2 separate regions of the Mus musculus genome follow, and region 1 is linked to region 2. Evidence: chromatin contacts called from ENCODE Hi-C data. All regions are on one chromosome and are shown on one strand. The core of a region is the stretch at or near the end of the contact, and the rest is flanking DNA. Distances in the headings are between cores, read along the strand shown. Region 1 holds the start of Wrap73 (WD repeat containing, antisense to Trp73). Region 2 holds the start of Per3 (period circadian clock 3).

Region 1 (5,449 bases), core at 193-2,692, 3.1 Mb before region 2:
AATGTGTGCGAGGCTGATGGTCTCCTCCCACCTTTACGTGGGTTCCCGAGCCGGAGCTCAAGTCCTCGGGCTTGCATGGCAGTACCTTTCCCTGCTAAGCAGGTCCTACCCTGACACTTCCTACATTGTTAGGATGATGTGTATAAGGAGGGTAAAGGATGTCTCAAAAGCCTGGACAAACACAGCAGGGGTGTGAACTGAGAATCAAGACAGCCAGGCATGGTGGCATGCTCCGTTAATCCCAGCACTCAGGAGACAAGGGGCAGATCTTTGAGTTCAAGGCCAACCTGGTCAGAGCTACAGAGAAACCCTGTCAATCAGTCAATCAATCAATCAATGGTATCAGTCAGTTAAAAAGAGAATGATAGATTAATCAAAGAAAACTTGTTAAAAATTAGGATTGCATTTGTATGTGAGAAGGGTCAGGCACTAGTTACGGCTTATGTGGAGGCCAGAGGACAACATGCAGGAGACAGTTCTCTCCTTCCATTAAGTGGGTCCTAGAGCTGGGACTCAGGTCATCAGGTTTGGTGGCAGGTACCGTTACTAGCCAAGCTACCCGACTGGCACGGAACCACAGTTTTTTAAAATAAGACTTGAGTTTTCCCTGATGGCTTCCTAACGTCAGCCTTCTACAAATGCACAATGGTCATGTTGGCGTACCTTGAAACACCCATCTGAACACTATTCTGCCACCCAAAGAATAGACAGCTAACATCCAACCCTGGCAATGAAAGCTAGTTATTTAAACCATTTGCTTATGACGAGTTTCACAAAGGAGGGCCCCGTTTAACCAGCTCGCTCACAGAAAACATACAAAATAGCAATGAGCTGCCATCCCCTGTGCCCTCAAATGTGTGAAAGCAGAGTCATCTTATCCAACTTTGATGAAGGGAAACTGGAGCCGGGAGCCTGGCACCCACCCAGCCCTGGCCACCTGCTCCAAGACCTCCTTCCTAACCCTGACCACCTGCCAGAATAGCAACCCCAACTCCATCCCCACTCTGCTCCACGTCCTCTTTCTCCACCCTGGTCACCTGCCAGGATCCCCCAGCCTGGCTGGCCTGGATCCCTCTTCGGCTTCAGGTTCGTTCTCTCTAATCATCTGGTTCTCCCTCATCTGGGCTGAAACCCCTCTGCCTGCCTCCCTCTCCCACCTCCCACCCCGCCCCCTAAGTCCAGCCTGAGTCCCCGCGGCCGCCCGGCTCGGGCCCCCTTCCCGCCCCCCTTCGGCCCGCCCCGGCCCCGTGCACAAGTCGCGCGCCCACACTTAGGTTCCGCCCAGCGCGCCGCAGCTCACCAGGTACTTGCCGTCCGGGGAGAACCTGCAGAGCAGGCCCGAGAGCTTGAATGACTCCGAGAAGTTCATGGCCACGGCCAGCCCGGGCCAGCCCGGCTCCGAAGTACCTCCCGCAACCGCCCCAGGCAGCGGCCGGAAGTACAGGGGCGGAAGCGAGCAGCAGCCAATGGGAGCCTCAAGCGGCCGCGCGGCATTGTGGGGCGGGAAGTCCGAGTTTGAGTCTTAAAGGGGCTGAGCGCCTTTGCGCTATAGCGGATCTCCCTGCAAATCCCGAAACGGAAGGCTGAATTCTGACTTCAGATAAATCACAAAATAAATATGTTCCCAAAAGTTACCCGGGGCATACTTAGACTAAAAGACTCCCTTATCTGAAATTCAGGTTGTAACTAGACCTCTGTACTTGTGAACATACATTTATTTACATGTAAATGCGTATTTATGTGTAAGTATATAGTCGTATTTCGATACACCTCTTTAGTAGATAACAAATTTTTTGTTACAGGAGCTGAGAGTGCGGTTCTATTGGCAAAATGATTGCTTAGCATATATGAAACCCAGGTTTTGGTCCGCAGCATCGCATAAACCCCGCACGATGGTTTGCATTAAAAAAAAAAAAAAAATCCTACACCTGAAACCAGAGACGCAGATGTTCAGGGCATCCTTCGCTACCTATAGAGTTGGAGGCTATGCAGGGCTGCGTGAGACCCTTTCTCAAACAGAACAAAGCAAAGTATTTTCCACGTATAAGTATAAATATAGGTTTGCTTTGAGGTTTTCCTGAGAGCGACCACCTGCAGCGTGACCTCGTGACGTTCAAGTGCTTCTCAGGTCTGTGGCGGAACGAATTCGAAGGCATGTGGATCTCGTGGGTCGCCTCACCTTTTTGGAGGTTCTAGTTAGAGTGTGGACTTGATTCAGAGGTGTGGCTCGGTACCCGGGACGGCAGCCTCGGTGGGCACGTAGAATACAGCACCAACTGGACTTCAGACCAGGATCGCTCCCCAAAGCGCTCTGCTCCCTCCCTCGCGCAGCACCCCGCGTCCTGTGCCCCACAAGGCTCCCCATTCCGGTGTCATTCGGGAGGTTGGATGTTCCTGTCTGCACCCAAAGCTTCAGAGGATCACTTAAGGCTCAGCCACTGCCTTTGGAGCTAAGTTCCGAATTCTGAAAGACCGGAATCTAGTATTGCTCGGTCCAGCTCATAGCTCCCAGTCTCTTCCGCACCGCTGCATCTAATTTCCACGAATGAATGAATGAATGAATGAATGAATGAATGAATGGCGGTGCTTGCACCATTCGGAGAGGATCTGCAGAGTGCGCGGCCAGCGTCCTGGCATTTTCTGTTCCCAACCAGTCCCAAACTCTTGCTTGGTATTCATCTTTGTCTCTAATCTGCAGCTCGCAAATAATTACTCCTCGTAGCTATTGGCCTAACACCAGGTCAGGCTTTCGAGTTCGAGAGAGATTCGGTCTGCTCCAACCCACCTCCCTTGCAACGCCACTAGCTGCACTAAAGCGACTTCCAGGGCATGTGGGAACACCTTGGGCAAGGACCACTCTGCAGTGCCACTAAGGGGTCCCACAAGGACCCAACTCCTTCTGTGCGCCAGACTACGGGTCTGCGTGGTAGATGAGGGCACCGGAGACCGCTCACTTGCCCAGAGGGGAGATGGCGGGTGGTGAAGAAGACTTCTTGAGCCAGAGAAGAGTCCCCTGACTAACTCCGAGCCGCTCTATGTGCACAGTTTGTGGGCATCCGTTGGGCATCGCCTAGCACACCAATCCAAGGAAAGACTCTGATACCCTGGGCTAGGAAACCCGGACTGCAGGCCGTGGCCCCCGGGGTGTGTAGGTATCAGGAGGCGCAACTTCTGGCTGGACTTTGAAGAGTCCAACCCAGAGGGTCTGCGCTCGACCCTCTTTCCAGGCGGGCTGTGGTCTCTGCCAGGCAAATCGAGGGGGGCTTCGAGCCGTTCTCAGAGACGGAACCCCGCTGGTGCTGGCCGAACGACAACGGTTCTCCTCCGGGGCTTTCAATGTTCAGTTTCAGTCGGTCCTCTCGGTTTTCTCAGGCCGGGGCGAGCCCTGGAAGAGGCGCAGCCACCCCGCTGAGGGCACTCCTGAGCCCCTGGGTTGCAGGCTTAGGACAGTAAGGGCAGCGAGGGGGATCGGGGTAGATGGGCATCTGGGGAGAAGGCGGAGGAGAGAGTCAGAGGGAGTACAGGGCGTCGGGCGCCCTGTGTCCACCCCCTCGGCGCCTGCGCACCCTTCCTGGCGCCCTGAGCCCCGCCAAAGGTCGCGGTCCGGTCCCGCTTCGACCAAGACTCCGGCTACCAGCTTGCGGGCCCCGCGGAGGAGGAGACCCCGCTGGGGCTAGCTGGGCGACGCGCGCCAAGCGGCGGCGGGAAGGAGGCGGGAGGAGCGGGGCCCAGACCCCGACTCGGGCAGAGCCAGCTGGGGAGGCGGGGCGCGCGTGGGAGCCAGGGGCCCGGGTGGCCGGCCCTCCTCCCGCCACGGCTGAGTGCCCGCGCTGCCTTCCCGCCGGTCCGCCAAGAAAGGCGCTAAGCCTGCGGCAGTCCCCTCGCCGCCGCCTCCCTGCTCCGCACCCTTATAACCCGCCGTCCCGCATCCAGGCGAGGAGGCAACGCTGCAGCCCAGCCCTCGCCGACGCCGACGCCCGGCCCGGAGCAGGTAGGCAGCTCTGGGACCCGAGCTAGGGCCAGGTATTTCGCACGAGGCTCCGAGGCTGGAGTTCGGGTGTGCGGCTGCCCGGGTGCTAGCCGAGTGAACGGCCCCAGGGACTCCGCGTCAGTGGCAGGAGGGGCCGGCCGGAGTGAGGCTAGGAGTAGAAGCAGTTGGCACCTCGGCAACCCATGGACCTGCCTCCTGCCCACACTGTCCACTACAGGTGGCAAGGAGTCGCCATACCCGGAGATTCTGGGGCTCGGGTCTGGTAATAGGGGAAGTTGGGAGGTGCGTGGGTATCCTACCTCACAAGGAATGCAAATCCCCACCTCTGTAAGGCAGAAGGCCTTTCAGGTCCCGCTATGGAAGCAGACTAAGAGAGAGGAAAGCCAACTAGAGCCCAACCTCTATGCTGGTCCCAAGGTGTGGGGTCCTGGTGGGTTACTGCTGTTCTGTGATGAGTTTACTGTGGTGCCTCACCAGCCTCCCTAGTCTTCCAGGTAGAGAACCCGGGCAGCCCACACTCTCTCCTGCTCCACTGGGCAGCTGTCACCTTCTCACTCTTGAGAGATGAGAACATCTGTAGGCACCTATCCACATACACACCCGTATGTGTGCGTGGGCGGGGGCGGGGGGGTGGTGGTGTCAGGAAAAAAGCTCTGACTTCTGAGCCCCAAGACACTTGGTTCCCTGTATGTGCTGAGGTCTGTTAATTAATTAAGTGGGCACTTGGGACCTGGGTCGTAACAATATTTGGGGGAAGGTTGTTGTTGTTTTTCTTCATTTAAAAGTTAAATTGTGTCTGTGTGAGTCGTGCACGGGTCAGAGGACATCTTTAGGAGTCGATTCCCATTTTCCATTTTATCAGTCTCAAAGATTTACTCAAGTGGCCAGGATAGGCAGCAAGCACCTCTACCTGCTGAGCTCCACTGCCTCGGATTGGTTTTCGTGGTCGTTGTTTGTGTTGCTGTTTAGCTCTAGAAAAAAAACTCAACAGAGACAAAATGTATCCTGAATCCTTGGTGTGTTGCAAACGCTGTCCCGGCCCCCCACCCGCCCCCATCCTTTGATTTATTCAATAAAAATGTAAAACATTACTTTGTGAACAAAAGATAAGTATTTAACATTTTCTCATCCATGACTGTATAGATTGTGTATGCAGTTTTGAAAATCAGGTAATCGGTTTCAAAGGTGTTGCATACCCACTAACTAGTCTTGAGCTACTGGCGGGCCTATGGGAGCCTGCCTATCAAGCACAGGTAACTAACGACAGGATGCTGAGCAATGTTGTCCTTCTAGCGATGGCTCTGTGGAACAGGCAGGGCTTGCCCATTCTGATGGCCACCCTGTGTGACAACATTCTGGATTAGAAGTCAGATGCTGAGTTCAAATACTCTCTGTGCCCTGGGACCTTGAGCAAGTTACTTAAATCCTCAGAACCTCAGTTTACCCATCTTCGAAATG
Region 2 (5,515 bases), core at 773-3,272:
AAAGTGCTTTTCAGAGCAGAGATGAGTCCATAGCTGGTTTGCAGTTACCAGACCAGTAAGGATTTGGCTATTGGGTTTCTTAAATAGTGTCTTCTGGAAGTGATTTGTAGAGTTGACCCTGGTACACCACACAGCTACCAACCACACAGGTAAACTTAGGGGAGGCATGTCCCAAATGTGTGGCTTTTTTTTTTTTTTAATCTGCCTTCCTTTGAATATATTTCCCCTCATTCCCCCACTCTTGCAAACAATGTAATATAGACCGGGTAGGATTTTGTCTATGTTTACAACATAAAAGTCTAAATACTTTTCCTTAAGCACAAACCCCATCACAATCTGGCCCTTCCTTTCTCCCATTGCTTCAGGTTCTTTTTTTTTTTTTAGATTTATTTATTATTATTATATCTAAGTAACTGTAGCTGTCTTCAGACACACCAGAAGAGCATCAGATCTCATTATTGATTGTTGTGAGCCACCATGTGATTGCTGGGATTTGAACTTGGGACCTTCAGAAGAGCAGTCAGTGCTCTTAAGCACTGAGCCGTCTTTCTAGCCCTCGCTTCAGGTTCTTAATGACTAACCTGTACTTCACAAGGATGGCCTGAAAGGGACAGTGCTTTTCAGTTCTGTTAGCCCACCCATTTCCCCCACCCCAAAGGATCACTCAGATTCAGTTCCCCTTCTCAGCGGCCCTCCCTTACCCTCCAGCCTGTTCCCTGGGGCTCTTGCCTCCTTCCTCTGTCCTTCCCATTCCTACCAGTTTATGTCCTACCAGCATCTTAGGCTTTCTTGACTTTGAGGCATCATCCATGTGTTGTATGTTGAGTATGAGAGAATTTGGTTCTGTCCTCAGTACAATAATCCCTGCCCACATGTGCACCCAATGGTCGTACAATGAATGTTTCTTGAAGAACTCAGGAGTAGAGTAATCCAGTGTGGAGAAAGACTTTTTTTAAAAATCGGTCATTTGCCCAATATGAAATGTGGATACTTGCTCTCTGGCATTTTCCCCTTCTCCTTTGGCCTGAACACTTTCATTCATCCAACAAATACTTAGTGTATTTTTTTAAAGATCTTATTATTTATGTGGTGTATGTCTGGATAGCGTATGCTCACTGTGCAGGTGTCTTGATGGATGAGGGCATTGGATCTCCTATAACTGGAATTACAGGCACTTTGTGAGACACTGATAGAAGATGCCTGGGAACCATCCAAAGGAAGAGCAGTAGGTGCTTAACTCTCAAGTGCTGTGCCATCTCTCCACCCACTACCGAGTGTGTTCTTGATGTACCCAGGCAGCAGAAGGCTGGAGCTCTGCCCTGTACCTTTCGTTTCTGAAGGGTAGAGACAGTTATGTAAAAGGAGCATCCTGGCTGTTTCCTCGAAAACAGAGCGTCGCTTACAATACTATCTAACTCCTGTTGCCAAATGAACCTGTAACTCGAGGGCAGCCAAGGACCTTACCTTGTACCATTAAACTTGTATTTCTGAAAATACGGTTGGATTCTACCTGGGTTCACTCACCTATATTGGCGGGTGGGAGAAAGCAGCAAGTTTTGGAAAGATGAAAACAATGGGAACCCCAAAGCACTGCATTCCTGGGATACCGGGGAGCCCCAGAGGCCTGCGGACTCACAAGCGCCACCGGGTCCACTTACCTGTTGGCTGCGCGGACCCCGCCCTCCCGTGACTGACAGCCCCAAGGCCACGCCTCCGGGAAGCCCGGCAGTAGACTTGCGCGGCCCGGCCCTGTTGTCTTCCAGGCCACTCCACTTGGCCAGGATTGGCCGAGAGCCGCCCTCGCCCGACCCGCGCGTTATGTAAGGTACTCGGGGGCCTTTGCACCCGCCCACCCGCCCGCGGTTATGTAACCCCCGCCGTGCACGACCTGCACCCCGCCCTCTGACCAATGGGAGCTCGTGTTGCCGGTAACAGCGACCAATCGCGCGGCGAAGGGGCGGGACCGGATCCCTGGCGCGCAGGGGGCGGGGCCGGCGGCCACTGGGCACGCGGACGGCCTCGAGACTGGACTGCCCGCGGGTGGGCGAGGCTCTGCGGGGCGGCGGCGAGTTGCTCGGCTGGCGGGACGCCTGCGAGCCCGCACGGCCGGGCGCTGCTGCCCCTGCCTTCTGCCCGGTCACGCCGGACGTTGCTCTCTGAGGTGTTTCTCGATGCTCGCCGGCTTCCCAGCAAGGACGGTGGAAAAGTTGTTGCAGGCTGACCGCGCTCCCTGAGAGCCCCGCTGGTGGTCCGTCCAGCCAGCTTCCGCCATCGAGCTGTCGCTGTAGCTCGTCACCCCAGCAGAGTCTGTGGAAATGCTGAGGAGAAAAGTGCCCCTCAGATGAGCGTGGTCGGCGACCAGTCTTTCCCGAAGGCGATGGCAGGGACCAAAACAAGCCGGGTTTGGTTGCTAGCTGCAAACTGAGAGAAGCAGGCTGAGGGCTGCCAGGCGGGATGGATCCCTGTGGAGACCCGGCAGTACCTGGTGGCGACTGTCCCCAGACTAGGGGACCGGGGCTCCAGGGGGCGTCTGGCCAGGAGGGTCCTCTGCAGGGCACTTGCGTGGACAGCAGCCACAGGTGACGCTAGGAAGTCTCCCCACCACCCTCTGTGTTTATTGTCCTTCCCTGGAGCAGGGAAAGCAGGATTTACAACTTTTTATTGTATTTTTGATCCCGGGGACGCGGTAGGGGGGGGAGGCGACCTGAAAGGGAACTTCCAAATAGTTCGGTGAGGATTGATGGGAGGGGGAATGTTACTAAACTAAATTACCAGAGTACGGAAAGAAAGAGGAAAGTGGTTAAAGAATTTGACGGAGTTGGGACTGAAGGGAGAATGAAAGTGTAGAATGTCCCCTACCTGGAAGAGAAAGGGCATTAAACCTGTGACCTGGGCTAGTTGAGGTGGCCAGACATCCCTAAAAATCAGATATTCCTTGAGTGTCCACCATTACGGTTTCTTGTTTGTTTTTTTCCTATTCAGTGAACACGAAGACCGAAACAGAATGTCTGAAGAGCTTATAATGGTTGTCCAAGAAATGAAAAAGTATTTCCCAGCCGAGAGGCACACTAAGCCCAGTACCCTAGATGCTCTTAACTATGCCCTGCGCTGTGTACACAGTGTGCAAGGTAAATGCATTGCAGCGAATAGGGTGGCGCTGGGCTCAGTCCTCATGTGCAGTGGAACTCCAGCCTCCAGAGGCTTGGGCTTTATTTGTAGCCAAGACAAGCAAGTCTAAAGCTGATGTAAGTGGTGCTTTAGGCTTTCCAAGTTTGAAAAGCCAGCAGAACGTTATTTGTCTGACAGTTTAGTAACTGTGCAATATTGTGCCTATCTGTTGCAAGAGTAAAGAGTTGAGCAGTTTAAGTAAAACTCAGAGGACTTTTTCAAGGAGCATTGCCTTCCATGGAGATTACACGAGCAAATACATGTCTGGGTTGTTTTTTTCTGTCATGCACACACTTTGGAAATGCAGTTGTAGTATATACAAAATAGACTAAATCAAAGAACAAATGTTTTTCCTTCCCCCAGCAGAAACCGCTTTGCTCAGTCTGTGATCAATAGTTTGTGAATTCTAGTGTTTCCTCCATTAAAAAAATATATGTGTGTATCTGGACTTTGATTTTATTAACTAGCTTTAGAACTTCTAGTGAATCTTGCTCCTTGTAACCCAGAGCAGGCAGGATTCATAAAACTCATAGTCTTGAGTTTGCATACCTAACCTTGCATTCCTAACCATATCCTTGATGCAAACAAAAAAATCACCTGGTTTTGAGGGAAACCCACGTAAGGGATCGTCATCTAAGGAAATACACCAACCTTAGCGTGCTGAGAAATGACTTCTTAAAGATACGCTTGTCACCACTCTGTGTGTCTATCTCCCTGTCTTTCTTAGCAAACAGTGACTTTTTCCAGAGTCTCGGTCCACGCGGAGCACACCAGGCAGATGTGACTGTATACAGTCTTGAGGACCTCACCGCTCTGGCTTCTGAACATACTTCTAAGAACACAGTAAGATTTAATGAGTTTTGCCATCTCCACCTGGTGACTCTTCCTAGGGACCTTTTCTGGGTGTTAAAATAGTCACTGGAAGTTTCACTTGCTGAGGGAAAAAAAAAAGGGTGAAAGTTCTAAAAAGGTACTATGAGGTCTCCTGCCCATACCAGAGATCCTGTCTGAAGGTAGACGCGACCCCTGGCCCCTTGTGCTGTATCATAGTTTCCTGTGCTTAGCCAGCAGGTAATGCCCTCCCCCTCAGCATCCCCTGTTCTCTCACAGAAAAAGAAAAAAAAAAAAAAAAAAAAAGCAACAAGCAAAACGTGGCAGAGTAATTTCCTGCATCGTATTCTAATCTCCAAATTGTTACTTTCTATTTATATCATTCTTAGTTCCAATACCTACTTCCTCAAGTTGTAACCACTGGACTTTGTAGTACAGGTGAGTTGAGATGTCATTTCTGTAGTGACATTTTAGAAGAGAAATTTAGTGGTATATTTATATTTTTAATCTCTTCTTGTTGACAGAGTAATTAAGCCTCATAGTGTGTTGATGGTGGAGATTCCCTTCATTTGGTATTTAGACTCCAACATCATCATAACTTAATGATTTTTTATAGTTCTACAACAGGAGTTGTGTAGTGTTACATAATAGAGCCTGTTCTGCTAACATGCACAGTGATGTGGTAGGTGTTTAAAGAGCAAGTTTTAAGAAAACATTCGCCCTCTAAAATCTTCGCAGTCCGTCTAGACAGGGAAACAAGTCCGTGCTAGGAAGCACAATGGCTGGTTACAAATGAACTTAGTGGCTAATAAAACAGGTCTGAGATGCAATTCTTATGTAATGGGGTCTGTCAGGGGCAGCTTTGTGGAGGAGGAGTGCTTGAGCTTGGGCTTTAAGCGCAGAGTCTGCTGACAAGAAGACAGTCCCTCCTGGTGGGGAGCGCAGTTTGCAGAAAAGTGTGTGCACTCTGTATATATTTAGTCTGCATGGAAGCTGGTGTGGGCTTTCTGGCATAGAGATTAGACTTTTAGGAAGCATGGTAGGCTTTTTATAGTAGTTGTTAAGGAGCATGCTGGAGAAAACTAGGAAGCTTTTTATCTTTACAAGTGTGTGCGTGTTGGGTGTATGTGTCGTGATAGAAATCCTGAAGAACCTGACTTTGCAGAGGCGTTGTCTGTGAGTTCTTCCGTGTCTGTTTTAAATATTTCCTGCAGGATACCTTCGCGGCCGTGTTTTCGTTTCTGTCTGGAAGGTTAGTGCACATTTCTGAGCAGGCTGCTTTGATCCTGAATTCTAAGAGGGGTTTCCTCAAGAGCGTGCACTTTGTCGACCTGCTTGCCCCTCAAGACGTGAGGGCGTTCTACGCGCACACTGCTCCAACTCAGCTTCCTTTCTGGAACAACTGGACCCAAAGAGGTATGAGACCAATGTTGCTTGAGTGGCTTGCACTAAGATCGGGTTGTTCTCTCGGAAATAGAACAGACGTTAACATGTTACTTTCAACATATAATCCATG

What was found. A loop is a pair of places that touch in the nucleus more often than their neighbours do.
Region 1: a map of T-helper 17 cell shows a loop between it and region 2 (5-fold over the local background). The contact joins the promoter of Wrap73 here to the promoter of Per3 in region 2. A Hi-C loop is called at or near these places in 3 of 37 maps with a recorded cell type or tissue (T-helper 17 cell and v-Abl transformed pro-B cells).

Annotation. Positions count from the first base shown.
Region 1 is chr4:154,138,365-154,143,813 of GRCm38, reverse strand. Wrap73 (WD repeat containing, antisense to Trp73) reads right to left here and starts at 1,442. Exons shown (of 12, transcript NM_021499.2): 1 at 1,301-1,442. The coding sequence starts at 1,369. Trp73 (transformation related protein 73) reads left to right here and starts at 3,939. Exons shown (of 14, transcript NM_011642.4): 1 at 3,939-3,991.
Region 2 is chr4:151,041,172-151,046,686 of GRCm38, reverse strand. It overlaps Per3 (period circadian clock 3), which reads left to right and starts at 2,022. Exons shown (of 21, transcript NM_011067.3): 1 at 2,022-2,579; 2 at 2,983-3,128; 3 at 3,896-4,011; 4 at 5,214-5,415. The coding sequence starts at 2,455. Gm38529 reads right to left here and starts at 1,834. Exons shown (of 2, transcript XM_017320565.2): 1 at 1,659-1,834.